Linked DNA regions of Homo sapiens: regions 2 and 3 are each linked to region 1. A link is an interaction called in ENCODE POLR2A ChIA-PET data of the cell type or tissue named here. Cell type or tissue: Caco-2. All regions are shown on one strand. Each heading gives the region's core, and the rest is flanking DNA. Links, peaks and the distances in the headings are about the cores only.

The links. Peaks named below come from ENCODE experiments on the same cell type or tissue, not always from the same donor. Only the 100,000 strongest peaks of a DNase experiment are listed, where the experiment ranks them.
Region 2: POLR2A ChIA-PET joins it to region 1 with 5 read pairs; 2 of 35 experiments call an interaction of 5 or more read pairs at or near these places.
Region 3: POLR2A ChIA-PET joins it to region 1 with 6 read pairs; 10 of 35 experiments call an interaction of 5 or more read pairs at or near these places.

What each region holds. Positions count from the first base shown.
Region 1 is chr20:49,784,570-49,795,685 of GRCh38, forward strand. It overlaps the pseudogene RNU6-919P. Among named protein-coding and RNA genes, the nearest start is that of SLC9A8, 23 kb to the right of the region's middle. RefSeq lists an enhancer at 1,114-1,353. In Caco-2, for the core only: a CTCF peak has its summit at 2,305; DNase peaks (open chromatin) are centred at 5,352 and 5,902.
Region 2 is chr20:49,410,278-49,421,393 of GRCh38, forward strand. All of the region lies in intron 1 of KCNB1 (potassium voltage-gated channel subfamily B member 1), which reads right to left. The region is part of intron 2 of LOC105372649 (a long non-coding RNA gene); the gene reads left to right. Among named protein-coding and RNA genes, the nearest start is that of KCNB1, 67 kb to the right of the region's middle. In Caco-2, for the core only: no CTCF peak of the experiment used is centred there; no DNase peak of the experiment used is centred there.
Region 3 is chr20:49,683,814-49,691,813 of GRCh38, forward strand. The region is part of intron 1 of B4GALT5 (beta-1,4-galactosyltransferase 5); the gene reads right to left. Among named protein-coding and RNA genes, the nearest start is that of B4GALT5, 26 kb to the right of the region's middle. RefSeq lists an enhancer at 1-173 and a silencer at 3,920-4,019. In Caco-2, for the core only: no CTCF peak of the experiment used is centred there; DNase peaks (open chromatin) are centred at 7,408 and 7,608.

The DNA.
Region 1 (11,116 bases), core at 1,171-9,170:
ACTATATTGCCCAGGCTCATCTCAAACTCCTGGCCTCAAGCATTCCTTCCACCTCAGCCTCCCAAACGGCTAGGATTACAGGTGTGAGCCACCACACCCAGCCCTCCCTCATACATTCAAATGGCCAACTCCCTTGGCTTCCTCAAGTCTTTGCTTAAATGCCATCTTCTCAGGAAGTCATTTTCTGAACACTCTATTAAAAATTGCAACCTGCCCCCAAACACGTCTTGCACTCACTGTCCGTGTCTCTGCTTAAATTTTCTCCGTAGCACTCATACCATCTAACATACTGTGCATTTACTTGTTTATTTTTATTTTTTTGAGACAGGGTCTCACTCTGTTGCCCAGGCTGGAGTGCAGTAGTGTGATCATGGTTCATTGTAACCTCTGTCTCCTGGACTCAAGCAATCCTCTCACCTTAGCCTCCCAAGTAGCTGGTACCACAAGTGCACATCATCACACCTGGCTAATTTTTGTATTTTTTGTACAGAAGGGGTTTCGCCATGCTGACCAGGCTCATCTCAAACTCCTGGGTTCCAGCGATCCACCCGCCTCAGCCTCCCAAAGTGCTGGGATTATAAGTGAACCATCATGCTGGGCAATTTATTTATTTATTTTCCGTTTCCCTCTACTAATGAATCAGCTCCAGGAGTGCAGGGACCTTGTCTGTTTTCTACACAGATGCGTTCCCAGCACCTAGCACAGTGCCTAGCAGGTATGTGAATGAATGAATGAATGAATCCATGCATGCATGAATGAAGTATCCTTGTACAAACCATGAACCATGTACATGTTAGGTGTCTACAACTTGTCGTTTGAATTAATGAATAAAAGAACAGGCAAGGCGCGGTGGCTCACACCTGCAATCCCAGCACTTTGGGAGGCCGAGGTGGGCGGATCATCTGAGGTTGGGAGTTCAAGACCAGCCTGACTAACATGGAGGAACCCTGTCTCTACTGAAAATAGAAAATTATCCAGGCGTGGTGGCGCATGCCTGTAATCCCAGCTTGGGAAGCTGAGACAGGAGAATCGCTTGAACTCGGGAGGCAGATGTTGCGGTGAGCCAAGATCGTGCCATTGCGCTCCAGCCTGGGCAACAAGAGTGAAACTCTGTCTCAAAAAAAAAAAAAAGAAAGAACAGACAGCACCAACCCTCCTTGTAAGTTCAATATGAGGTTGATCTGAAGCTGCCACCCAAGGCTACTGATCAAAATATCCTTCTAAACAAGTCTGTCCCACAGTCCTGGCGTCTGATAATATGGACAGTCAGGCTGGCTGGCACCAGACTGGACCCAGATGAAGGAATGGAATCAGGCCACATTACAGGGGCAAGAGGAGCCTTGTGGCCAGAGGTTCTAGAGGTCAGCAGCAAGTCATGCATCTGAAGAGGAAGTTGATTGCTGTACCTCAAGCTGAAACAGAAACTGCGGTGGCTAGCAAGGAAGGGTCCCCACCTGTGCGCCTCAGCCCCTTGGCCATTGCCAGCTTCCAACAGACCACAGAGACTTTTGGGGGAAAACTTTTTTATTGAAGTGTAACAGACATACAGAAAAGTGCACAAATAAGGAAAGTGCACAGGGGAGCGATGGCTCGATACATTTTCACAAAGGCAGACAGCGGGGTAACCAGCCCCCAGCTCAAGGAACAGAACATTCCCCGCCCCGGAGAAGCTCCCTTCAAGTCTTTCCCATCCTAAGCGATAACCGTTATCCTGATTCCAACAGCAGTGATGATTTTTGCCGTTTTTTGAACTTGATGAAATGGCAGCACATAACACGTATTCTTTTGTGTAAGACTTACTTACTACAAACTTTGTATGTTTGTAGCAACAGCCTTTTGACCCTGTCTCTTCCTCCATGCCCTCAAAGAGAAAAAGGAACCTAATAATAACACAAAATAAAGCGAAAGCATACTTGCTTGACTGGTTTAAATGTGCCATCTGGCCGGGCATTTTGGAGGCCGAGGCGGGTGGATCACTTGAAGTCAGGATTTCGAGACTAGCCTGGCCAACATGGTGAAACCCCATCTCTACTAAAAGTACAAAAATTAGCTGGGCATGGTGGTGGGCACTTGTAATCCCAGCTACTTGGGAGGCTGAGGAAGGAGAATCGCTTGAACCTGGGAGGCAGGGGTTGCAGTGAGCAGAGATCGTGCCACTGCACTCCAGCCTGGATGACAGAGGGTGACTCCATCTCTCAAAAAATAAAATAAAATAAAATAAAATAAAATAAAATATAAAATAAAATGTGCCATCCATTCTTTCATGCTTCAGCCACCCAGTGGGCTGGAACTGTTACTGCTTCCATTTCAAATATTGGGAGGCTGAGGCACAGAGAGGTTAAATAATTTGCTCAGCCAGGAAGTGAAGGTCTGTATTTAAAGCCAGGTCTCTCTGATCTCCAAGCTCATGTTCTAACCCAGCATACACTCCTTATCAATAAAATGACCATGTATTGAACACCCTCTTTGGACTGAATACTATACTTCAACTTTATGTCCATTGTCTTATTTGATTTTCCCAGCCGTTGATGAGTAATATACCATTATCCTTGCTTAGCAAATGATGAAAGCAGGGTTCAGAGAGGTTAAGGAACTTTCCTAACGTCATACAGCCCAGGAAGGCATGAAATAAAAATTTAAACTCTATTTTGTTGATTCCAAAGTCCAGTGCAGAACGATATCAGTACCCAGCATTTATGCGCATCTTTCAAATATACCTTCTGAGGCCCTGCAGGGTGGCTCATGACTGTAATCCCAGCACTGTGGGAGGCCGAGGTGGGTGGATCAGTTGAGGTCAGGAGTTCAAGACTAGCCTGGCCAATATGGTGAAACCCCGTTTCTATTAAAACTACAAAAATTAGCCGGGTGTGGTGGCACACGCCTGTAATCCCAGTTACTTGGGAGGCTGAAACAGGAGAATTGCTTAAACCCCGGAGGCAGAGGTTGCAGTGAGCCGAGATTGCACCACTGTACTCCAGCCTGGGTGACAGAGCAAGATTCTGTCTCAACAGAAACAAACAAACAAAAACAAATATACCTTCTGAGTTTTTCAAAAAAGAGACAACAATAGCAGTTACCTTTTATGGATCATCTCAGAGTCAGTTGTTTTGGTCAAAGATTGCAAATGATCCCTTAATTTGTGTTCTTGTCTTCTCTCTCCTAGTAAGAGTATACCTGATTTTTAGCTTGGCACATGGCTTCCCATGGCTTTACTACCTATCTCAGCCTTCCTTGCAGCTAGGGGTAGCCACATGACTAACTTATAGCCAGTGAAGAACTGTTCCCCGACATGCCCACATGGCTCATGTCAACCCCAGCATTACATCATTTGTTTAAACTCTCAGTTTCTCTGTCTTGAAAATAGGGATTTAAATATTTATTTAAGCCAGGTGTGGCTGAGGTGAGAGGATCACTTGAGGCCAGGAGTTCGAGACCAGCCTGGGCCACACAATGAGACCCCTGCCTTTACAAAACAATTTTTTAAAAAAATTAGCTGGGCATGGTGGCGTGTGCCTGTAGCCCCAGCTACTCAGGAGGCTGAGGTGGGAGGATTACTTAAGCCTGAGAGGTTGAGGCTGCAGTGAGCCTTGATTGCGCCATTGTGCTGCAGCCTGGATGACAGAGCAAGACCCCATCTCAACATATGTGTATACATCTATCTATCTATCTATCTATCTATCTATCTATCTATCTATAGCTATATCTGTCTCATCTCTCTCTCTCTCTGTCTATATATATATATATATATATATATATAAATAAATATGTTCTTTTTTTTTTAATTTAACAAAAGCAGGAAGTAGACAGACACAGTGGGTGGTTCATGCCAGTAATCCCAGCACTTTGGGAGGCCAAGGCGGGAGGATTGATTGAAGCCAGGAGTTTGAGACCAGCCTGGGCAATATAGTGAGACCCCTAACTCTACAGAAAGTTTAAAAAAAAAAATCAGCTGGGTGTGGTGGTATATGCCTGTAGTCCCAGCTTCTTCACATCACTGCACTCCAGCCTGGGCAATAGAGCATAACCCTGTCTCTTAAAAACAAAAAACAGGAATATATGTAGTAGAGTCACCTTGAGTGTGGATTGGGAGAAGAAGCTAGGACAGGAAGGACACTAATGTGTTTGTGTTGGGTAAACAAACCCTGTTTATTGGGAGACCACCTGCTCCAGAAGAAAAGACACCAGGTGAAGACAGGAAGCTGGGTGCTGCTAACTGAATGAGCTGGGACAAGGCCCTTCCCTTACCTAGGGATAGATAATAAAAAATATTTTATTGTATATTTTTAAGGTAGTAGTTCCTTGTCTGCAGAGTGGGGATTTAGATTACATCTATCCTTTTGGTTTTGTCTACTCACTATGAATTCCCCTATCATAACAGCATCCTAATTTCTCTGGGAGCCCCCTTCTTTACTCCCTGTCCATGTGAAAGGCATGCAGCACTAACTTTATCCTTGGTTCCAGGAAGGCCAATGCTCCATGCTGGCCAATCAGCACCCCTCATTTCTCTGCCCATAGGGATTGGCTCAGAAATGGGCACCTGCCCCAAGTGGACCAGTGAGTTATCCCTCAGGTTTTTGCTGGGATTGTTTTGCTTCTGCTGCGCTAGGCTGGTATGAAGAGGGTCTGAAGCTCAAAGGTAGCCACCATTGTGAGAGTGAAAGACTGAGCCCTGATAACTTATGAACCCCTGAATCCAGCTGTACCTGAAGGCAGCCACATATTCCTGAACATGTTATTCTCCATGAGTCAATATGGTTCCTCTTTGTTGTTTTTTTGTTTTTTGTTTTTGAAATGGAGTCTCGCTGTCACCCAGGCTAGAGTGCAGTGGCACCATCTCAGCTCACTGCAACCTCCACCTCCCGGGTTCAAGCAATTCTCCTGCTTCAGCCTCCTGAGTAGCTGGGACTATGGGCACGTATCACCACGCCCAGCTAACTTTTTTGAATTTTTAGTAGAAACAGGATTTTGTCATGTTGGCCGGGCTGGTCTTGAACTCCTGACCTCAAGTGATCCACCTGTCTTGGTCTCCCAAAGTGCTGGGATTACAGGCATGAGCCACCGCGCCCATCCTCAATATGGTTCCTCTTTGGACTTAAGTCACTGTAGCAGATGACGTGGCTTCTGTGTCCATATCCCCTTGGCATTCATCCTTTTGACCCACAGTGAGTGGATGGCTTCAAATTTCCACGCCTATCTTTGCAGCCTGAGGGCTTTGCTCTCATATACGCTCTGCATACACAGTCTGAGAATGCTGGGGGCTTCACCCTCCCCTACAAGCAGCCCTTAACCAATGAGTGACAGGGGCTGGTGGATAAATGTCCCCACTCCCTTGCCCTTCACCTGGATAATTCTGAGGTGTATTGCACTCTGTGTCCCACAGTTCCCCAGCAGGGTTGAGCCCCAGCTGCCCAGAGTGATAACCTGCTCAGTAACTTACCTTCTATTGGTTTCTTTCCCTTCCCTGTCCTACTTCCCTCCCCGACCAGAGCTTCCTGGGATCATTTCTCAAGTAAACGATTTAATATCTGCACACAAATCCTTGTCTCAGATCTGCTTCTGCAGGAAACCAACCTAAACGTTTCGTAAGATTGGTTTTCTGTCACGCACAGCTAAAGCTGCTCTGGCAGACGCATGGTTCAAGAATTCTTTTAAAATATTTGCCTCATAACTGTATTTTTCCAGCCTGCTTTTCAGCTCAAAGGAAGTATATGCACTGAGTTGACTTATCAGTGTGCATAGCAGAAAGGGACCCAGTAAGAGAAAGCCCCCTGAGAGGCCCTGGGACAGCTGAGTGATCCACCCTGGCTGCCTCCTCTCCACCTCATTCTCACACACTAACCTTTCCCAACCCTTTTCATTCCAAGGCTCCTAGCCAGCGCCCCCCACCTGCCTTAGGAGATAACCCCAGTTCCTTCCTCGGATTCTTTCATCTGCAAGGCCTCAGTGTTCTTGTCCGGCCAGTGATAAGGACATTCAACGTCATTTTCCTGTCCCTGACCTTTGAAAGAACCCTACCCATCTGGGGCCTGTGATGTAGACTCAGACTGAGATGTTCCATCTTGGGGATATAATCAGTGGGAAAGAGAGAGATTCCTGAGAGGTCATCATTCATTCATTCATTCATTCAAGAAATATTTATGGAGTGCTTGGGCAAGGAATTCTAAATTGCAGAGTCAACTAGAGCCAGCTTAAGCAGAAAAGGAATTTTTTTTTTTTTTTTCTAAGATGGAGTCTTGTTGCCCAGGCTGGACTGCAGTGGCACAATCTCGGCTCACTGCAACCTCCGTCTCCAGGGCTCAAGTGATTCTCCTGCCTCAGCCTCCCAAGTAGCTGGGATTACAGGTATGCACCACCACGCCTGGCTAATTTTTTGTATTTTTAGTAGAGATGGGGTTTCACCATGTTAGCCAGGCTGGTCTCAAACTCCTGGCCTCAAGTGATCCACCTGCCTCGGCCTTCCAAAGTGCTGGAATTACAGGCATAAGCCACCGTGCCTGGCCCACAAAGGGATTTATGAAAGGTAGGAAGTACTCTAGATGTTAAATAGCCACAAACGGTGCAGCCAGGAGCATCGATGCCAGGAGCAACACTCACCTTCACTGTTGAACTGTTCTAATCAAAATATCACTGCTGCTGCTGCCCCCCTCTCCCCAAACTCAGGACCTAGGTAGCTAGAGACAGGCTGCTAGAATTGCCCCATGCTTCCCCAGAAGGACCAGATACCGCTCCCACTGTGCTTGCCAGAAGACTCCACCACTTGGCATCCTTCTGCTTGCTTCTGTCTCCAAGGCTTACTAGGGGAACCCAGATCACATAAGGCACTCTTGCTGCAAAGAAATCTCAGAATGTAGTTTTTCTCTGTCTGGCCTTTACAGTACAGGAGGTCACACTACAGGGGAATGGGATAGGTGAGTGAGCCAATCTGTAGTATCTGCCGTAGGCTCACAACAATGATAAAGTCAGGGCTGGGCACAGTGGCTCATGCCTGTAATCTTAGCACTTTGGGAGACCAATGTGGGAGGCTCCCTTGAGGCCAGGAGTTTGAGACCAGCCTAGGTAACAGTGGGAGACCACTCCATCTCTACCAAAAAAAAAAAAATTAAGTGGTGGTGTGTGCCTGTAGTCCCAGGCTGAGGAGGGAGGAATGCTTAAGCCCAGGAGTTCGAGGCTACAGTGAGCTACGATCGCACCACTGTACTCCCGCCTGAGCGACAGAGCAAGACCCTGCTCTAAAAAAGAAAAATTAAAATAAAAAAATTTTAATGATAAAATCAGAAGAGTCCCCTGCTTTCCAGGAGCTCACCATTGACAGGAGGATATCAACACCAAGCAATTCCAGGAGGGAGAGCATTCCAAAAGGGAAATTATAGACAGTTACACACACATAGACCAAGAAAACTCAACCTATTCTAACAGGACCTCCTGAAACAGGTGCCGTTGTACATGATGTGTGAAGGTGTTTAGAGGCTAACCAGGCAAAAGAAGGGCAAGAGGGAATAGCACTTCAGGCAAGGGAAAATCTCATATGCAAAGGTCCAGTGGCAGGGAAGGTGAGGGGTGCAGGAGGAAGTGAGAGAAGCCCACTTCTCTCTGACTGGAGAACAGAGAACAAGGGGAACAGAGGGAAGGAAGAGGGGCGGTAAGGGAATAGACCATGACCTTGTGGTCCATGATGTGGAATTCAAACTGTCTCCTAAGGCCAGTGGTGACCACTGAATGCTTATGAGTAAGGCAGTGACATAATAGCAACTGCTAATATTTATTTATTTATTATTTTGAGATGGAGTTTCACTCTTGCTACCCAGGCTGGAGTGCAATGGTGTGATCTTGGCTCACTACAACCTCTGCCTCCCAGTTCAAGCGATTCTCCTGCCTCAGCCTCCCAAGTAGCTAGGATTACAGGAGCCTGCCACCACGCCCAGCTAATTTTTTGTATTTTTAGTAGAGATGGGGTTTCGCCATGTTGGCCAATCTGGCCTTGAACTCCTGACCTCAGGTAATCCCCCCACCGTGGCCTCCCAAAGTGCTGGGATTACAGGTGTGAGCCACCGTGCCCTGCCTGCTGATATTTATTGACCACTTATTCAGTGCCAGACTTTTTTCTAAGCTGCTAACATGTATCATTTAGTATGTATTTGCAACAACCCTGTAATTAAGGTTCTCCAGACCACGAGCAAATTACTCAGCCATTCTGTGCCTCAGTTTCCTCATATGCACAATGGGAGTAATCATAGAACCTACCACAAAGAGTTAGTATGAGGGTTACAATGAGTGCTTGGCACATGGGAAATGCTGTGTATGTATTAGCTTTTGCTACTATTATTCCCATTTTATAGATGAAAAAGCTGAAGCCCAGAGAGATGAATCAGTTTGTCTGAGGTCACACAGCTAATGCTAATAAGGCATAGAATGAACAGGACAGGTGTGGCGAAGGTAGAAGTGCTGGTGGGCGTGGAGAAGCCACATCTTCATCCTAGGAGTGATGGAAGTGTGGACCACCCATTGGGACCCATGTGGCCAGCCTCTGTTCTGACTGGTCAGTGCCTAGGTCATGCCGGTTCTTAAATATTTCATTATCACCCTGTTATTACTACATATATGACATTGTTTTGTGGATTTAATATTTACACAAACGGTATCATACTAAATGTTAACTTCTGCAAGTCCCTTTTCTCACTCAACATTACTGTATGTTTAAGATCTGTTTAGATCTAGTTCATTCATTTTATTTTCTTTTTTAGAGATGGGGTGTCACTATGTTGGCCAGTCTGGTCTTGAAATCCTGGGCTTAAGTGATCCTCCCACCTTGGCTTCCCAAAATGTTGGGATGACAGGCGTGAGACACCGTGCCCAGCCATTCATTCATTGTTTTTTTTTTTTTTTTTTTTTTTTTGAGACAGAGTCTCGCTCTGTCACCCAGGCTGGAGTGCAGTGGCTCACTGCAACCTCTGCCTCCTGGGTTCAAGCGATTCTGCCTCAGCCTTCTGAGTAGCTGGGACTACAGGCACATGGCACCACACCTGGCTAATTTTGTATTTTTAATAGAGACGGGGTTTTGCCACGTTGGCCAGGCTAGTCTCAAACTCCTGACCTCTCAGGTGATCCACCTGCCTTGGCCTCCCAAAGTGTTGGGATTACAGGCGCGAGCCACACCATTCATTGATTTTAATTGCTCACTAGTATTCCTTTACAGGAACATGTCATGGTCTCCTTGCCCACTATCCCATGGATGCCTATTTAGTCCACTGCACTTTGGACCCATTGTAGGCAAAGCTGCCACACCCAACTTTGCATATGTTGAAGCTTCTCTAGGGTGAATACCAGGAAGTGGGATCACTGGTCTCAGAGTTCATACGTTTCAACTGCCAAGCAGCAGTACATGAAGAGTTCTTGTTTCTGCACTTCCTTACCGATGAAAATAATACCACTACCCCACATGACACTTACTATGTGCCAGGCATCTTTCTAAACATCTAACATGAAATAACTCATTTAACCTCTCAAAAAACTTTGAGGTGAGGTACTATCATCATCTCCACTAGATAGATGGAGAATGAAGACACAGAGAGGGCAAATAACTAGCCCAAGGTCACTCAGCTAGGAATAGTAGAGCATGGCATGAACCCAGAGAGGCTGGTTCCAGAGCCTGGGCTGTTCATCACTCCTGTAGGCCTTGGAATTTTCTGGTTTTCAAGTTGCTGCCAGTTTATGACTGTGAAATGTCTCTAAGTGCTTTAAGTTGCATTGCCTGCTTAGAAGGGACCTTGAGGACCTTTCCATCCATTTTTTGGCCAATCAAGCATCCTCTTCAGAAAAATGCCTCTTTCTAGCCTTGGCTGTCCCTGAGTTTCTGATCTTTTCTGCAAGTATGCCTGGAGGCCAGGACTTGGGGCGGGGCCTGGCACAGTGAGCGCACTTGGTAAAAATGTACCAGACTCACCAGGCATGGTGGCTCATGCCTGTAATCTCAGCATTTTGGAAGGCTGAAGCAGGCAGACTGCTTGAGCCCAGGAGTTCAAAACCAGACTGGTCAGTGTAGTGAGACCCTATCTCTACAAAATAAAAATTAAAAATTAGCTGGGCGTGGTGGCACATGCTTGTAGTCCCAGCTACTCAAGAGGCCTCTGAGATGGGAGGATGGCTTCAGCCCAAGAGGTCGAGGCTGCTGTGAGCTACGATTGCACCACAGCACTCCAGCCTGAGTGACAGGGCAAGACCTTGTCTTTGGGAAAAAAAAAAAAGTGTTCACTTTGGCAGCGCATATACTAAAATTGGAACAATACAGAGATTAGCATGGCCCCTGTGCAAGAATGACATAAAAAATTGTGAGGTGTTCGATATACAAAAGAAAAAAGAAAAAAAAGTGCCAGACTGACTGGTGGTGTCTTTCACGTCTCTCACCCTCTCTTCCTCCTGGGAGGCCAATGCTGATGAATAAAGCTTCTGCTTAAGTCACTGGCCCACGTCTGTGCTGTGCTGGGCACGCACAGTGGCCCTCTTGCCTCAAGCTCATTTCCTCTTCTGTTATCTGACCCTAATCTAGTTCATGATCTGATCTCATCTCCTTCGACTCTCCTTGTCTCTTGTTTCTCATGAACCCCACTGGCTGTCCTCCTGTCTCTTCAGTGGCCAAGTTCATTTCTACCTCAGGACTTTTGCATGTGCTGCTTCCTCTGCCTGGAACACTCTTCCCGTAGTGGCTCCAACTCATCCTTCAGGCCTCAACTCAAATGCCACCTCCTCAGAGAGACTTTCCTGATCACTCTGTTTAGAAGAAACAGAGGCATGAAGAGATTGAGCATAATTGTCAAAAATTGTACAGCTGGCTTATTGATGAGATTTTTGAATTATGTTATCTTATTATGTGCCTATATTTCTAAATTTTTTCTACAGTGGTGATGTGTTCCCTGTGTGAATTTTTTAAACCTCAAATTCAGGCTGGACATTGAGGCTCATGACTATAATCCCAGCACTTAGGGAGGCTGAGGCGATAGGATCGCTTGAGCTCAGGAGTTCAAGACCAGCCTGGGCAACATAGTGAGACCCCATCTCTACAAACAATTTTAAAATTAGCCAGGAATGGTGGCATGCACCTGTAGTCCCAGGTACTGGGGAA
Region 2 (11,116 bases), core at 1,373-9,372, 370 kb before region 1:
GCGACTGTGGGCTAATCAGGCAGAGCTTTGAAGGCCAGGGTGAGGAGCTTCCACCACCTCTTAGAGCCTCAGTTTCTTTCTTTTTTTTTTTTTGGAGACAGAGTCTTGTTCTGTCACCCAAGCTGGAGTGCAGTGGTGTGAGCTTGGCTCACTGCAACCTCCACCTCCTGGGTTCACACCATTCTCCTGCCTCAGCCTCCTGAATAGCTGGGATTACAAGTGCCTGCCACCATGCCTGGCTAATTTTTGTGTTTTTAGTAGAGATGGGGTTTCACTATGTTCGCCAGGCTGGTCTGGAACTCCTGACCTCAGGTGATCCACCTGCCTTGGCCTGCCAAAGTGCTGGGATTATAGGCGTGAGCCACCGTGCCTGGCTGAGTCTCAGTTTCTTCATTTATAAGGTGGGGACAGTCACACTGACCTCAGAGTATTGTGAAAGGGATGACAAATATAATGTGCCTAACCCAAGAGGTTGCCCACAGTTGGTGCTTAATAGATGCAGCCTGGGGCCCACTCCACACTTGCTTCCCTAAGGGCCTGAATAAGGCAATGCTCTCTAAACCAGGGCTCAGCAAACTTTGTCTGTAAAAGGGTCAGAGAGTAAATATTTTAGGCTTTGGGGGCCGCATGATCTCTGTCACAACCCTTAAACTCTGCAGGGCAGCACAGACGCGGCCACAGATAAACAGAAATGAGTTTGTGAGTTATGGCTCTGTTCCAAAAACCCTGATGGTCCTAAAATTTAAATTTTATATGGTTTTCACATGTCACGAAACAATATTTTTCTTTGGATGTTTTTCAGCCACTTGAAAATGTAAAAACTGTTCTTAGCTTGAGGGCTGTACCAAAACAGGGGGTGGGCTAGATGTGGCCCACAGGCCCTGGATTGCTGGCCCCCGCTCCAGAGGCTTTACATGTCTTAGCTCATAGGACCCTGATGAGATAGGCAGCCCTATGTTCAGATGAAGAAACGGAGTCTCAGAGAGACTGGAATCCTCGGGCAAGGTTCCACAGCAGAAATAGTAGATATTTTAGTCTTTGTGCACCATTTGGTCTCTGTTGCAAGAGATAACTGTGAGATTTGAACTCAGGCAGAGCTGGGCTCAGAGCCCCTGTTATTAACCACAGTACACTGTCTCGTGGAAGCCACACAGGCCACAGATACACCACATTTCAGAACCAGTGACCTTATCTCTTAAAACCAGAATCTCTGCCTTCATATGAGCCTAGGTGGGAAAGGCTGGGCTGGTCAGGCAGGAAAGACAGTCTTTTGAGCTTAGAGGGTGGAGGGGGCTTCTAGGGCCATTGGCCACCTGAGCTGCAGCCCCGGGCACGCTTTGCAGTCCCCTTTCCTGCGCTGACCCTATCTGGTAGGGGTGAGCCTGCCTGAGTAATTAGGTCTGACTGCTGCAGGCCCGCTGAGGACTTCACGCTCCCAACATTCTCCTCCGTCTTATTCATGTTTGGTATTTTTATTACATTATTTTGACATGACATTCCCTAAGTGACATTCAGCTAAACTGTGTTTTTGTAGAATAGGGACTTGCCACTCTCTCGGCACTGCTGCATTCATGATGACAGCCACATGTCTGACATCTCCCCCAGGGTGCAATTACATGTTGACAAAAGAAAACTCTGAAAAAATTTAGTGTGGAAGGAAAAAGCTCAAGCTGCCTTAATTAATAAGTTAATTAATTTTCATTCATTTGTACTGTTGGCGATATAGTGGTGAACATGATAGTCAAGATTCCTTACCACAATGAAGCTTACTTTCTAGTAGGGGAGTCAGACAATAAACAAATAAACAAGGTAATAGCAGATTGTGATAAGTGCTATGAAGGAAAAAAAATACTGAGATGGGATATTAAGTGGGGCAGAATATGTCCCTGTTATCCAACCTCTCCTTTTCTTAGTGTTATAGATCCACTGATGTGCATTGGGAAACATACTGCCCAGAATAGAGACTGTTTCCCAGCCTCCCTTACAGCTAGGCATGGCCAATGGATATGGTAGAAGTGAGCAGATGCCTGGGGCCTTACGTGTCCACAGGCATAGAAGCGTGCGCCTGGCACTTGCTCTTTCCCTCTTCCACCAGCTAGAAATTCTCTCTCTCATACCTCTCTTATCTCTCTTTTCCTACTCTATCTATCTATCTGTCTACTTATGCACCATCTATATGTTCAGTAATCTGTCCATTTGTTCATCTGTTATCTATCCATCCATCCATCCATCCATCCATCCATCCATCCATCCATCCATTCGGCAAGCATTTATGGAGAGCCTGTGGCAGATTCTGGGGATGCAAAAACTAAATAAACTCAATCTATCCCCTCAAGAAGCCCAGAGCCCCTTCAGCAGAGTAAGCACCTAAGTTGCTTTATGAAACATAACAGAAATCATAGAGTTCAAATTCCACTCTGCCACTTTGCTCATATGACCTCAAGATAGTGACTTTTTACCCCTTTGAACCTTAACTTTCTCATGAATACAATGGAGATGATAATCTCTGCCTCTGAAGATTCGATGAGATCAGAAAGGTAGAGCACTTTTTAGAGAGCCTGGCACACAGCAGGCATTCAAAATACTCTTCTTATTAGTCTACGTGGGAACTGGGGAAGTTTCTTGGAGGCTTCTGGGCTTGACATAAAAGGATGAAAAGAATTTGGATGTGTGAGATTGGAAGAGGAGAAAGGGAATTCTGGGCAGAGGGTACGGTAAGAGCAAAGGCAAAGGGGCAGGGAAATTTAGGGTTCATCGAGGAGCCAGTGAGAGAGGTGTGCCTCCCTGAGCATTTCCCTCCCTGAGCATTCTCCTGGCAGCAGGTTCCAGAGACTGAAAAGGACAGGGACAGGGTGGGGTGGGGGTGATTGACAGGCTCAGAGGGGTGAGGACCTGCAGTCCAAGTGACCCAAATAGCCACGGGCAGAGAGAACTGGGTTATGTGCATTAATCTCCACCCCGGGCAGGCTCCCCTCCACCCTCTATCTGGGCTCTCGGGCCTTGCTGGGTGGGAGGAAGATTGTTTTGACACTTGGATGTCGCTTGGGCTTCTCAAACTTAACAAGGCCAAAGAGCTCTTGATCCCCCACTACCTGCTCTGTACTATGTTTTGCCTTTTTTGGCAAATGGTGCCTCCATCCTCCCAGATCTTCAGGCTGTGACCCAAGAGCCCTCCTCGACTCCTTTCTGTTCATCGGCAAATCCCATGGGTTCCACCTTCAAAGTAGTCTGAGCACTTCTCCTGCCTCCCCGATCATCACCCTGGGCCAGGCCCCTGATGTATCCTACCAGGACTGTTACAGTGGCCTCCTCACTGCTGTCCCTGTGCTGTCCCTATGTCCTCCCTCACCCCCGCAGTCTGTTTTCCAATCAGAACACTCTTTTTAAAGCATGCATTGATCCTGCCACTGCCCTCCTCAAAAGCCCCCAGTGGAGTCCCAGTGCACCTGGAATGAAAGCCAGCGCCTCACACAGCCTTCAAGACCCTGTCTGATCTGGCCCCGGCTACCTCTCTCCACTCACATCCACCAGCTGAGCTAAACCTGCTGCAGCCACTGGCCCTGCTGCTCCTCCAATATCCCAGACTGGGTCCAGCCTCAGGGCCTTTGCACTTACAGTTCCTGCCAGGAATGCTCCTCTCCTAGATCTCTGCAGGTCTTTCTTATCTTTCAGCGTTCAGCTCATCCGTTATCCCCAGAGGGACCTCCCTGGCCACCCTAGCCACTTTATCCTCATCTATTATCTCATGACCCTCTTTCAGGGTTTTGGAAGCACTCATCATTTCCTTCTTGACTTGGTAATTGTCTCATTCACTAGAATGAAGTTTCCCTGAGAGGACAGGAACTATGTCTGTCTTGATCCCTGTGCAACACTAGCTGCCTGTTACACAGTAGGTACTCAGTAAATGTTTGCTGGATGAATGAATACACAATACCTTCCCTAGTGGGGATGTTGAAGCGACCTCTCATAACTAGAAACACACTCAACGGGAGCATTTTCGAGACATCTGAGTGGTGTGGCCCCTGAAGATCATGGGAGCTACCACACCCACTGTACAGATGTGGAAGCTGAGGTCCAGAAGGAAAGGGAAGGAACGGGGCCCCAGGCACATAGCCCTGCCAGAGCAGAACCAAGGCTGGGACCCAGATCTTCTGCCCCTCAGCCTCTCAGGCAGGCACTGGTTCCCAGTCCTTGCCTCATGGAATCTTCCTGAAAGCCCCCGAAGTTTGCAGATCTGCCCTACTTCAGCCGCTCATCTTCCCCTGCTCCACGTGGAGAGCTCTTCTAGATGGGTTGGTTTCTGGAAAGCCCACAAGGAAGGAGGGAAATGCAGCCTTTCCCCTCTGGCGCCTGTTTCCCTTGGTAACTGTGGGGTATGGGCTGTGGGCAGGTGTGGGTGTGGAGAGGAGAGATCTCCAGGGTAGGGGTTTGTGCTGCCTCCAGGGCCACAGCCAAGGGTGGCCCAGCCCCAGATGCCCCTACCAGCCTCTTTCCTGCATCCTGCCAGACCCTGGCTGCCGGGAGCTCTCATTATGCCATTGGCAGCCACATGACCCTCCCTCGACCTCACGAAGATTCTGGATGGGAGTTCAGGCCATATTCAGGCAGGGTCAGGCCACAGTTCACAGCTCAGTGTGGTCATGTAGCTTTGGAATGGCTTCTTCTCTCTGTGAGCCTCAGTCTCCCCATGAGTAAGATGGAGCAAAACCCAATGACATTGCAGGGAAATAAAAAGGAAAATCTTCTTGCTACCACAAGAAATATCAGCAACCACAGTTTGAGCACCTGCTGCATGCACTTGCCTAAGTACTTTAATTGTAGCTTTCAAGCCTTCTGGACTGGGGACCAGAGTAATAAATATAGTTCTAAAAAAAAAACCCGGCGAGTACACATACCCTGAAATAAACGCTCCACCCACAAGACGTATCCCCATGATGATAATGTACTCTGATACTTTCTGTTCTTGGGTTTTCAGTGGTGGTTGTGATCCCTTAGATTGATTTTATGACCATCAGTTTGAAAAGCACTGTGTTAACTCATTTAAACCTCACAAAACCCTATAAGAGAAGAACTATTAATATCCCCATTTTATAGATGAGGAAGCAGCTTCAGAGGTTGCGTCACTCTCCCCAGTAAGTGATGGAGCTCAGAGGCCACCGCAGTGCTCATATCCTTAAGCATGGTGCATGGCTGCCCCTTTAAGTGCTGGACCTGGGTAAGAGGGGCCCCCTCCTGCCACAGGGCAGATGGAAACCTTTCCTCGATCCTCTGGCAACTTCCCTTCCTTGGCTCCGGGCAACTCCTCTTTTGGTTTTCCTAAGCAAGATGTCAGGTTAGTAAAACAGATCCCAGAGTTTAATTAAAATAATGAGTGGTATTAGAGGAAGGATGCCAGGGCCAGCCAGAGGGAGAAAATGAGTTACGGTTTTGTTCATGGAGAGGGGCGGAGGGAGAGCACGAGCAGAGGGAGAAAGTCTGTCTGACTCTAGAAAGGCAATAATGTTTCGATGTGGTTTTGCTCTCACTCTTGTCTCCTCTGACTCCTCCTTCCAGAGAATCCCAAGGATCTTTCTATAAGATCTAATCTTGTCGCTCCTCTGCTTTAGAGTCTTCTATGGCTCCCCAGTGCCTTCAGAATAAATCCACACTTCTCACTGAGGTTTGAAGGCCCTACGGGATCTGAGTCCTACTAACGGCACCCCTATTGCCATGCAGCTCCCTGCTTCCCACACCATTCCGATCCCAGAGGTCTCACATGGGCTGTGTTCTCTCCCTACTCCTCTTGCCTGGGCTAACTCCAGCTCTTCCTTGAAGGCCTGTTTAAATGTCACTTGGGGCATAGAGCTGAACCCAAATGATAATACATGCTTCCTGTGCTCATGGTTCAGAGGGGAGACAGACAACACATACATAAACGCATAAAAGGATAGATCAGCCGGGCACAGTGGCTCACACCTGTAATCCCAGCACATTGGGAGGCCAAGGCAGGAGGATTGTTTGAGGCCATAAGTTCAAGACCAGCCTGGGGAACATAGTGAGACCCCCATTTCTAAAAACAAAACAAAACAAAACAAAACACACTTAGGTGTGGTGGCACACACCGGTAGTCCTAGCTACTTGGCAGGCTGAGACAGGAGGATCACTTGGGCCCAGAAGTTTGAGGTTGCAGTGAGCTATGATTGTGTCACTGCACTCCAGCCTGGGCAACACAGTGAGACGCTGTCTCTACTAAAAAACAAGACAGATCATTTAAGACAGGGATCAGCACCAGGTGGAAAGGCAAAGGACTAAGCTTTTTGAGGACCATCTGCCCGGCACCGTTCAGAATGGCTTGTGTGTATTTACCTGTTGAATCTTGCTCCGGTCTGAGAGGTGGAAGCTCTATCACCTCCACCTCATGAGGGGATGAGCTGGAAAGTAGGTTGCTCACAGCTTCTCCTGGGTTCCACTTGAGCAGCCTGGCTTTGGAACTCAAGCTGTTAACCATCGCCCTTCACGGTGGCTCCAAACATTGAGGGGATGGGACAGGCTGGGTAGGTGGTGGGAGAAAGAAGGTGGGGATGCAACTTGATATTCAGTGGCCTGAGAAGGTGACCTGTGAGCTGAACAGTGGGTCTGGCCATGTAAGGACAGGGGGAAGAATAAGGGAAGCAGCAGACGCCTTGAGAATATAAATACGGCAAAGAGCCCAAGGTGGCTGAAGTGGTGGTCCCGCGAGTTCCCATCCACCTGAAATGTGATTGGCCCAGGCCAGCGTGGGTATTGGGAGAGGCCATAGCTAAGTCCACTGAAGGAAGCTATTGGGGTGGTGCAGGGGGTGGGGGCTGTGATGCTGTGAGCCCCAGCCTTGTGACAGAGCCCACGGCTCTTTCCTCTCTGTAGGTGATGCTGGCAAAAGGCCTAGGGGATCCAGCTGGGGAGGGACTGCCAGTCTTCCCAGCAACCAAAATTTGGGGGAGGACCACGCCTATCTCTTGGAATATCATGTTTTTTCGCTTATCGTATTGGAGGCTTCATTCATTCATTCCCTCCCATCTCACCAAATCTCACCTGTCCCCCAAAGTCCTCTCTAACCTCATCTCCTACTACCCTTCTCTCACATGGTCCCATGCAGCCACAGTGGCCTTCTTGCTGTTCTCCCATAGATTGAGCTCATTTCTACCCCAGGCCTTTGCACTATAGCTCCCTCTGCCTGGAATGCTCTTCCCCCACTCTGGGACTGCCCTCCTCATTCAAGCCTCAGCTCCCAGGAAGGGGTTGGTGTGGGCAAAAGGGAGTGCCATTCCTTGCAGACCTCACAATCCCTAAGGATCTTTATTTTATTTTATTATTGTTATTTTAAAGGCAGGATCTCACTCCATCACCCAGGCTGGAGTGCAGTAGCACAATCATAGCTCACTGCAGCCTCGAACTGCTGGGCTCAAGGGAACCTCCCGCCTCAGCCTCCTGAGTAGATGTAACTATGGGCAGGACCCAGGCGCCTGGCTTCTAAGGATCTTAAACAAGAGTTTTCATGATATAGGTATAAGATTATTCACTGCAGCATTGTTTATTCGATCAAAAAGTTTGGAAACAACCTCAATGTCCATCAACAGGGAAAAATTAACTCAACAGAGGGTCATTTATATGCAGCTGTAAATATGAACACTATGCAGCTGTAAAAAGAACAGAGATGGCTCAATATGCATAAATAGGGAACAGTCCCCGAGGTATGCTGTTAGCAAGCAAAGCACCGCGAGAACAGAATGTATAACAAACTCCCATTTCAATAAAACAAGGAAAAAAGAATATGTACATATATGCATTCACTTATATATGGATATGTTATTTGTGGAAGCGATCACAGGAAATTGGTAACAGTGGCTGCCCCTGGGGAGGAGGACGGGGTGGCTGGGGGACAGGGTGGGAGAGAACTTTTCACTGTGTGCCCTTTTGAACACTTTGACTTTCATACTAGGGAAATATAGTAGCTATTCAGAAAACTGACATTCCAGTATTTTTAGAATTTTGACCTTATCTCTAAATGGGTTAGGTACACAAACAGGGACAGAATGATAACAACGAAAAAAGACTGCATTCCTCAAACAACACTACCCCTGCATCCCTTACTGAACCACTCCTAGAGAATGCCATGGGTTTAAAATACGAATATATAAACAAATCGAATAAATCCTGGGGTTATCTTGTGAGTTATGTGAGTTACACATTTATATTATGTTGTGATTTTATGCAGGTTGTCACGATTTGCTCAATGTTACATCTTAAATGTACTGCAACTTTAGGGATGTCTTCATTTTGTTGTTGTTTTCTTTATAAATTAATATTCCAGGAGTCTCAAAAAAATAGAAGTCTTCCAGGCTTCTCTCCGCTGGAGGGACCCTGTCCCAATTCTCCTTAGGGAGTGAAAGAGACAAGGGAGGCCCGAGAACAGGGACAGTAAACCCGAGTTCTCAGGAGGAACAGCAGCCCACAGTCCCAATTTAGGTGCTCCCAGGGGATGGGGACAGGCTGACCAAGGCACAGAGGCAGGGCCAGGCCTACCCCTGGGGATGTAGATCTGCTGAACATGGGCAAGAGAAAATTCCCACCCTGTGAAGCTGGTCTTGCTGCGGACTGGAGGGGAATGTCTGTGGTTTTTAAGCTGTCTCCTCTGGAAACAGCATCTCACAGCGCCGAGCTAGGAGTGCTACCCAGTTCTGAACAATTCCAGAGCCCAGGCTTTTTAGCCACTAAATCAAAGTGAGAGATGTTGACTTAGTGTAGCCATGGCCTGATCTGAATCGACGTTAAAGTTTCCCAACAGCCCATGAGATGGTAGAAAGGATGAAATGATACTATTAATAATGTACACACGCTTAACTCATTCATGACCATCCCCCTGCGCTGGCTTCAAACCCTGTGTCCAGCCTGTATCTCACTTGATTCTCCCAGCCACCCTAGGAGGTAGCAGTGTTGGTTTCATTATTCCCACTTTACAGACAAGAAAGCTGAGGTTCCGAGTGGGGAAGGAACTTGTCTAAGGTCACAGAGCTAAGGAGTGTCATGCATAGAGTAAAAGTCTCCAATCCAGAGCTCCCTCTGATTCACCACCTGGGGAAGCCAGGGGTGGGCCTAGCTCGGTGCCTCAGTGCCCACGGCATGGATGGGAGAGGCCCCTCATCACCAGGCAGGCAGAGTGCAGGGCAGAGGCGGATGACTCTAGTCTAGACTGTCCTGCTGAGGCTGGTGATGGGGGAGGCTCGCTGAGCCACCAGCTACAGGGAGTCTCAGAATATCTACCACATCAGCAAGACCTTCCAGATCTGCCTGCAGGAGGCACCTGGAACATGCCCACCTCTCACCACCCCCAGAGATCTGCCCTGGGCCAGGCCACATCCTCTTCTACCTGAATGATTGTAGTTGCCTCCTCACTGTCTTTCTGCTTCCATCCTGGCCCGTACAATAAAACACAGTCCATTCTCCAGATTCATCCATACGGATCCTGTTAGAACCTAAGCCAGACCAGGGCACTTTTCTTTGCTCAAAACACCTCCCTATCTCCCAGCATACTGAGGACAACAGCCAAAGTCCTTAGAACAGCCCACAAGGCTCTGCAGGGCCTGGCCCCTCCGTATCTCTCTGGCCTGATCCCCTTTACTCCTCCCCTTGCTCACTCCCCTCCAGCCATGCTGGCCTCCCCTCTGTTCCTGGAGCACAACAGGCATGGTCTGGCCTCAGGGCCTTTGCACTTGCTGTGCCCTCTGCCTAGAACACTCCAGCCCCATATATAGGCCTGTTTCCTTTCTTTGTGTCTTTCAGGTCTCTGCTTAAATCTCACATCCCCAGAATGGCTCTCCCTGACCACTCTATTTCAAATGGCACCCACACCCCATGAATACCAGTCCCCTTACTCCTGACATTTTGCATATATGCAGTGATATTATATATTTGTCTCTTATTTCTTTAGTGTTCTCCTTTTGCTTCTAGAATGCAAGCTTTAAGAGCCACAGGTCTTTGTTCTTTTTCTTGATTGTATTGTTGTGTCCTTCATGCCTAGCAAGGGGCTGGCATACAGTAGACACAAATTAAAGAACAAACAAATGAGTTCCAGGTCTCCAGGCAGACTCCTCAGGACTCCGGGACAACAGAGAGTCCTCTGAAATGTCTCATGAATCTCTCTCTCCATGAAAGGCAAACCCAGCATTACACCATGGGTTGGGCAGTTTATGGCCACATGTCCAGGTGGCTGTAGCAACAATACTCATTAGTCAGTGTATTTTTGTGGTTGAAGGCAAGGTACACTCTGTTTCCTCAAGGTAGTCAAACAAACACCATGAGAACTATGTGGAGCTTGAAGGAAACTGTGAGCTCCAAACTTTCCTGCCAGAAAAGGAAACCAAGGCTAAGAGAAGTAAAATACCTTGCCCAATGTCTCTCACCACTAAGAGGAAAAGTCAGCCCTCAAACTCTGGTCTTCTCACCATGAAGCCAAGAAAAGATCCTCAGAGGACACTGGCACTGGTGATTTGTTGTTAAGACAACCATGCAGATAAGCACAGCCCTGCTGATCAGGGCCTGAGAAAAACAAGGATTCTAGGTCTTCCAAACAACAAAGGTGGCCAGTCATGCAGCACCATGAGTTCAGGGTGAGGTTACAACTCATTGTCAATGTGTTCCTGGAAGACATCCAGAGAGCTCTGGACATTTTCTCCTAAAAGCTTTGGTGAGAGGAGAGGGAAGACGTGTTTGGAAACATTCTCTGGACTCCATTAAAGCAGATGTTCTCGGGACCCAGGCCACCATGTGCATGATGTCCTGCTGACTCACCTGTGGGTCTCCCCAGTTCGGAGAAAACACGTGGCCAAGGCTGGGCAAGAAGGTCTGGATTTCCTGCACAGCCCTTCAAGGAGGTGGGGGGTAGGGACACTGGCCTGAGGACAGAGAACAGACAAGCTGGGGAACCACTTCACATTTGGCCTGCTAGGCCACGTGACATTTGGCCGAAACCAACTTTGGCCAATGTGAAGTTCTAAGAAATATCTTGTTCTGGGATGAGCACTTATGGTGTAACAGTCCTGCAGAGCATTTTCTTCCAAAACCTTCTGGCCTACTGACATGCCATGGACTTGCCAACCAT
Region 3 (8,000 bases), core at 1-8,000, 100 kb before region 1:
ATTGAATGAGTTAATATTGGTAAAACATTTAAGAATAAAGACTGCAGCCAGGCACGGTGGCTCACGCCTGTAATCCCAGCACTTTGGGAGGCCGAGGTGGGTGGATCACTTGAGGTCAGAAGTTTGAGACCAGCCTGGCCAACATAGTAAAACCCTGTCTCTACTAAAAATACAAAAATTAGCCAGGTGTGGTGGCACATGCTTGTAATCTCAGCTACTTGGAAGGCTGAGGAGGGAGGATCGCTTGAACCCAGGAGGTGGAGGCTGCAGTGAGCTGAGATCACACCGCTGCTTTCCAGCCTGGGCAACAGAGCAAGATTCCATCTCAAAAAAAAAAGAGCAAAGTAATAGTACCTACCTCACTGGGTCAGGAAGAGAAGCAACACATGCAGAGCTCTAAGGGAGTCTTGTATATGGTGAGCGCTAATGTGTTCATTCAGAATTTACTTTAATTTAAAAAAAAAGTTGGCTGGGCGCGGTGGCTCATGCCTCTAATCCCAGCACTTTGGGAGGCTGAGGCAGGCGGATCACAAGGTCAGGAGATCGAGACCATCCTGGCTAACACAGTGAAACCCGGTCTCTACTAAAGACACAAAAAAATTAGCTGAGCGTGGCAGTGTGCGCCTGTAGTCCCAGCTGCTGGGGAGGCTGAGACAGCAGAATGGTGTGAACCCAGGAGGCAGAGCTTGCAGTGAGCCAAGGTTGCGCCACTGCACTCCAGCCTGGGCGATAGAGCAAGACTCCTCAAGAAGAAAAAAAAGTTGGTCCCTGAACTGAAAGAGGCCACATATCAAGGACATAAGCACGCAAAATCAGCAAGTGCCATACAGTAAGTACTGATCTACAACAGAAAGAAATCAAGGCATACCTGCAGACTTAAACGACATACTGAAGAGCCACGTCCTTGTTCAAATAATTCCATTCCAATTCCCCAGAGAACAGAGGTGGCATGCGGTAGGATTAGAGTTTCACTCAGCTAAGACAGAGGTTTGAGTCCCTGCTCGGCTTAGCTGTGTGATCTTGAGCTCGTGACCAAACTTCTTACAGTCTTAGGAGAGTTAGAAATAACAAATGTAGATTCCAGAGTGATTGAAACAGAGTAGGCCTTCAGGAAGTCACAGTTATTATTTGTATAAGCCTTTCAGTTTAGAGTAATTTTAGAATTATAGAAAAGTTGTGAATATAGTACACAGAGTTTCCATGCTGTTATTTTATTTTCAACAATATTGTTATTCTGATTGTGAAGAGAGGTAAACAATTTCTAAATTACACCTTAAAAATCCATGACAACAAAGAATACTGTCACTCTAGGAAACTTCTGATTTATGCACTTAAACACACCACTCCGCATCAGGTGAACTGATTTCCCAAGTTTGTTAAGATGTGTTACACAGTTTAAAGGCAGACATGACTAAGAGGCTAACATGTGTATCACAGACCTAGGAACACTTTCTCCATGTTGCCGTCTCTAAAAGGAACTTCAGCAGGTGCAGTGGGTGCCTCCTCTCAACTCATACCACAAACCCAGGGGCTTCAAAAATTACTTTCCCTCTACCAGGGCCCTTCAAAACACAGTATTTCCTAACCAACAGAAAACGAAAAACTCTGTGACCCAGACAGCCCAGCCTTTGAAAGCAGCAGGGGTAGCAACTGCTGAGCCTCAAAAGTCAGCCTCTGAGTAGCCACCCAGAATGCAATGGGCTGGCAAACAGTAGGGGAGAAAAACGCTGGATCCAAGCCTGGATCCCAGTGCTCACCGGACAATCATTTGTCCCATTTCCTCAATTATCTGTTTGTCTCCTATAGCTGTCTATCATAAAGGCAATGTGAAAATATTATTTTAAATTTTACAGAATAGAAATTACGGACTCAGAAGAGGCATATCCAGACAATAGGTAGAAAAGTAGAAAAATAACAGCTATTGTCCTAGAAATCAAATACAATACACACTAACATTTAGATCTGCTTTTAAGAGCTTTCAAAAACCTCACGTTATTAGACATTTTTGGATAGTTTTAAAAGTCTTGTTCTTTAACAGTAAGAAAAATGCATCCCCTGAATTGAAGCTTTAGAGTATTTAAAGTGAAAAGCTTGCTAAGAGATAAATGTGCAAAAAAAAAAAAAAAGTAGTATTTGAGCATTGCAGAGGGATTTCTCCTTTCTCCTGAGCTGCTGCTGTAACATCTCCTCTGACTCAGCACCTAAGAGGCATGATGGGAAGGGAGTACTATAAAAAAGCCATGCATTATTAACAAGACATTTGGCATCAAAGCAGAATGATTTGGAAAACCGGAAAATGTCCGCAGAATAAGAGAAAGGGGAGCTAACAGCTTAAATTATTTTTGGTAGTGTCATGCCATTCAAAATTGTCCATTCTAATCTTCTAAGCTGTCTTTTTCTCCCTTAGTTTTAGCTCTAATTCTGATCTCTTTATGTCTTTCCTACCTTACATTCCAAATGGTTACTACTTACATTCTGAGTGGATTTCTCTGTGTTGGTTTGCTCCTGTCAGTTTTAAAGAACTGCTGTACACGCATTAGATCCAATGAAGACAGACTGCAACAGAACTGCTCTGCAGAAGCCCAAGAGATACCACACATAGGATGTTAACACTTACTACTGCCTAGAAATCAAGAGTCTGTCTTCTTAACCCTAGAATAAGCAACCAAGTGACCTAAGTTCCCAATTCACAGATGGCAAGCCAATGGTTAAAAAAAAAATACATTTACTCTTACAACCATTTTTAGGACCCTAGAATTTACCATCAAATTGTCAGTAAAAAATGAAGCTGGGCCAGGTGGAGTGGCTCATGCCTGTAACCTCAGCACTTTGGGAGACCGAGGCAAGAGGACCTCTTGAGGCCAAGGGTTCTTGCTATGTTGCATAGGCAACATAGCAAGACCTTGTCTCTGCCCAAAAAAAAAAAAAAAAAAAAAAAAGCCAAGTGTGGTGGTGCACACCTACAGCCCCAGAGACCCACAAGGCTGAGGTGGAAGGATCCCTTCAGCCCAGAAGTTCGAGGCTGCAATGAGCTATAATTATGCCTCTATACTCCAGCCTGGGTGACACAGCGAGACCCCATCTTTACCAAAGAAAAAAAAAAGAATGAAGCTGGCATATAGTCCAATGGTCAGAGACAATGACTTGAGTAACTCAAAATCCAATTCTGCTTTTCTGGCATTATATCAAATTAGGAAAACTATTCCCTTCCTTTAGGCCAGTAGTTCTCAATTAGGGGTGCTTTTGCTTCCCAGGGGACATTTGGCAGTATCTGGGGGCATTTTTCGTTGTCACCACTGCGGGAGAAAGGTGCTACTGGCATCTCTTGGGTAAAGGCCACAGAGGCTGCAAAACATCCTACAAGGCACAGGACAGCCTCAACAACAAAGCAGCATGTCAACAGTGCCAAGGTTGAGAAACTCTGCCTTAGACAAATCACTTAACTTCTACTGACTTTTAAATTAACCACTGACACTGTTAGAAAGTACAGCAGTAATGCATAAACGTTAAGTTTATATTTGCTGGTTCACATTTATTGGATTAATAAACATGCTGGGCGCGGTGGCTCATGCCTGTAATCCCAGCACTTTGAGAGGCTGAGGTGGGCGGATCATAAGGTCAGTAGTTCGAGACCAGCCTGGCCAACATGGTGAAACCCTGTCTCTACTAAAAATACAAAAATTAGCCGGGTGTGGTGGCAGGCGCGTGTAATCCCAGCTACTCGGGAGGCTGAGGCAGGAGAATTGCTTGAACTCGGGAGGCGGAGGTTGCAGTGAGCCAAGATTGCACCACTGCACTCCAGCCTGGGTAACAGAGCAAGACTCTGTCCTGGGAAAAAATAAAAAATAAAATAAAATAAACAGATAATTTATTTTCGATTCCCTATAAACTGAATATTTCTTCCTTAGTAAATGGAGCACAGACTAGCATCACCTTTTCTGCAACATAAGTAACAATGCACATGTGCAAGATTTGCATAAAGTAGCCTCTGCTTCTGGCTATGACTGAGAGCCTGTGGCAGACCAGAGATCCCTCAGAGAAACAACTCCAACAGCCAGAGAAAATTAAAAAAAAAAAAATTTTTTTTTTCAAAGTCTGAAGACTTTGGAGAACTGTGGAAGCTACTATGACTTGAAGAGACACAATCCGGAAGGGTAAACCCTTTAGGAGCAAGCCAATATGCCACAACTGCTTTGCCCCTCAGGGAATCTGCCAATGCTAGGTGCCAGGAAGGAGGCTGAGGAAACAGAAAAGCAGCCTGGGAACATGACCAGAGCCACTATTCACAGGCAGAGAAACCAGCAGAGCTCATGGTAATGTCTCAGGCCTGAAGAAAGAAAAATAGAGACAAGGGCCTAGGATTCCTGTGAAAAGAACTGAGTGTTTTACCCTGAAGACATTTTACAAAATCCCAAAGATGCACAGGTCAGAAGGCTGAAACCAAGCAGAAAGCCTCTGAATAGCACAGCAGGTTTCTTCACCAATCCCATGTACTAAGAAGACAAAGATTAAAGTTCAGGACACACCGTGGGGGACAAAGATTAAAGTTCAGGACACACCATGGGGGAAGGGCCCCAGTTCTTAGCCAGAACTCCTGCAGGGTACTTCCAAAGAGTAGAGGCAAACCAAAAAGAGATGGAGCCTGACCAAAACCACGCCCTTGCTGTGGTCAGCTCAGACAAGATAAATGGAATCAGCCCCCATTCTATTTGCCTAGCAAATGGTGTAAGCCATCTAGATATTAGAAAATCATCTAGGGTCGCTACAATTTTTTTATATACAATGCCCACTTTTCAATAAAAATTAACAGGCATGCCAAAAGATAGGACAAAATGAGTGTCAAGGCCGGGTGCAGTGGCTCACGCCTGTAATCCCAACACTTTGGGAGGCCAAGCCAGGCAGATCACCTAAGGTCAGGAGTTCGAGACCAGCCTGACCAACGTGGAGAAACCCCATCTCTACTAAAATTACAAAATTGCCAGGCTTGGTGGCGCGTGCCTGTAATCCCAGCTACTCAGGAGGCTGAGGCAGGAGAATTGCTTAAGTCCGGGAGGCAGAGGTGGCAGTGAGCCGAGATCGTGCCATTCCACTTCAGCCTGGGTAACAAGAGTGAAACTCCATCTCAAAAAAAAAAAAAAAAAACAGGGTGTAATATTTTAATATTGGGTAAGACAGAGCAAAAAAAGAGAATGATTGATCCAAAAGCTATGCCATCAGAAAACATCTAGACTGAAAGCTGGAGGAGAAGGAAGGAGAATAGAAAAATACAGATTTGTATTGAGTGCTAGCCTGAGAAAATGTCTCAGCAAAACAGTGTTTAGGTATCCATTGGATGATACATGCAGAAATAAACACAGATGTCACCTCTTTGACAATTATACAGGATTTATGTTACTTGATTTCCAAGTAACAAAGACAGCAAAATAATCAGAAAAAAAATATTTAGACTCAATGAGAAAGATAAGAGAGATCCTTAACATACTGAGGATGAAGAACCTGATAATTCTTAGCTCACTCTCTTATCAATCTCAAAGTTAAAATGATCACGGGAGTGGTGTGATTCAATGGATCCGTTTCTGCCCCGTGGGAACTACAATTTCACAGATACAAATTTGTAACATCTTTTTTGATATCTAATCACCGATGTGAAAATTTTTAACATTTTTAAACCGTTTTATTATGAAAAATTTCAAATATACAGCAAAGTTGAAAGGATTTTACAGTGAACTCCCATATACTCACCATCTTGATTCCACTATTAACTTGCTTATCACAAATATATCCATTAATCCATCTTACTTTGTGACCTATTTCCAAGTAAACTGCGGAGATCAGTATACTTCCTGCTAAACACTTCAACATGCATGTTAATTAATTAGATTTTTTTTCCCTTCTTGGTGTAAAAGTTCATGCAATGAATAGGTGTGCATTTGCGGAGTTTGACAAATGCACATACCTGTGTAATCTAAATCCCTATCAAGATATGAAACATTACAATCACTCCTGAAAGGTTTCCCAAGCCCCTTTCCAGTCAATCCCTACCCTTATTTCCCTCTCTCAGAATAAATGTTTTTTTGTTTGTTTGGAGACGGGGTCTCGCTACGTTGCCCAGGCTGTCCTGGAACTCCTGGCCTCAGGTTCTGAGGAGCTAGGTCTCTAGGCATACATAGCACAAGTGTTTTTGTTGTTGTTATTTGTTTGTTTGTTTTTGAGACAGTCTCCCTCTGTCACCCAGGCTGGAGTGCAGTGGCATGATCTCAGCTTTCTGCAACCTCTGCCTCCTGGCCTCAAGCAATTCTCCTGCCTCAATCTCCCAAGTAGCTGGGATTAGAAGCACACACCACTACACCTGGCTACTTCTTTTGTATTTTTAGTAGAGACAGGGTTTCGCCATGTTGGTCAGGCTGGTCTCGAACTCCTGACCTCAAGTGATCTACCTACTTCCGCCTCCCAAAGTGCGGGGATTACAGGCATGAGCCATCATGCCTGGCCACAAGTGTTATTTTTAACCCACGGCACTTTGAACAATCTTCAAGTCTCTGGTGTGAAGAGACAGTCTTAGAAAAGTAATGTTTAAAAGGGATAAATAGCCAGGCATGGTGGTGCATGCCTGTAATCCCAGCTACTCGGGAGGCTGAGGCAGGAGAATCACTTGAATCTGGGAGGCGGAGGTTGCAGTAAGCCGAGATTGAACCATTGCACTCCAGCCTGGGCAACAACAGTGAAACTCTAACTCAAAAAAAAAAAGGGGGGGGTGACAATTATATTTTAATTATAAAATAGTAAATGAAACCATATTCCTGAAGCTAAATTTAATACTTACAAAAAGTTGCAAAAAAGTTATATCTGTTACATCTTTAAATGCATATAAGCCATTTAAATGGTATCAATCTAACAGCTAATTTTCAATGAAATGTTTAGTCTCAAAGAAGGCATACCGATTGATATGTTCAACACAAGTATTCTTGTTTCCTAAAATTCTATTTTTATGAATTCATGGAGACACAAAATATCCTAGAGAAGAATCCTTACCCTGAAATTGCAATTTATCTATAATTTATATTCCTTGAATACCTGGGTTTCCCTTCTGCATATAACCAAATGGAATCCTTTCTTGGCAAGAATGGATTGCTGCCTCTACTGTGAACTGTAGTTACCTGGCTCTAACTGGCAGACAGATAATTTAACGTAAATTAGCAGATTATGCCTGTGCTCTGGTCCTAGAATATTATTTAAGAGATAGCAGATAAGAGTGGTAAATGATCAACCGGGTGTTTGCTGAAACTTCCTGGAGGGTTAAGTAATTTATTATTAATTTTTGAGACTAGCTATAGATGGGAAAAATGAGTCATTCTGATTAAAATGACGGTGCGGGGCAATCAGCCAGCTTTAGACACTGCTCCTATATCAAGTACATGCCAGGCCAGGAGCAGGGGCTCACGCCTGTAATCCCAACACTTTGGGAGGCAGAGGTGGAAGGACTGCTTGAGCCCAGGAGTTTGAGACCAGCCTGGGCAACATAGTGAGGCCCTGTCTCTACAAAAAAAATTTTAAATTAGCCAGGCGTGATGGTACTACGTAACTGTAGTCCCAGCTACTCAGGAGGTTAAGGTGGGAGGATCGCTTGATCCTGGGAGGTTCAAGGCTGCAGTGAGCCATGATTGCCACACTGCACTCCAGCCTGAGTGACAGAGTCTCACAAAACAAACAAAAAAAAACCCACACGCCAAAACATGTTCTTCTGCAGTATATGGTAGAGTCCACATTTTCTTACAGGACTGAAAACCTGACAGTCACTTTGCCTCTAGACTACAGTTTTAACATTTTTAGTTAGTATATAAATCTGTACATATAATGTAAGCTCAATTACGTTTTTGAAAAATTACACATACTCCCCTAAAAAAAGATCCAGAAGAAAAAGCACCAAAATGTTAACAGTGTGTTATCTTTGGGTTATGAGGTTTTAGATTGTCTTTATTTTCCTTATGCTTCGCTGTATT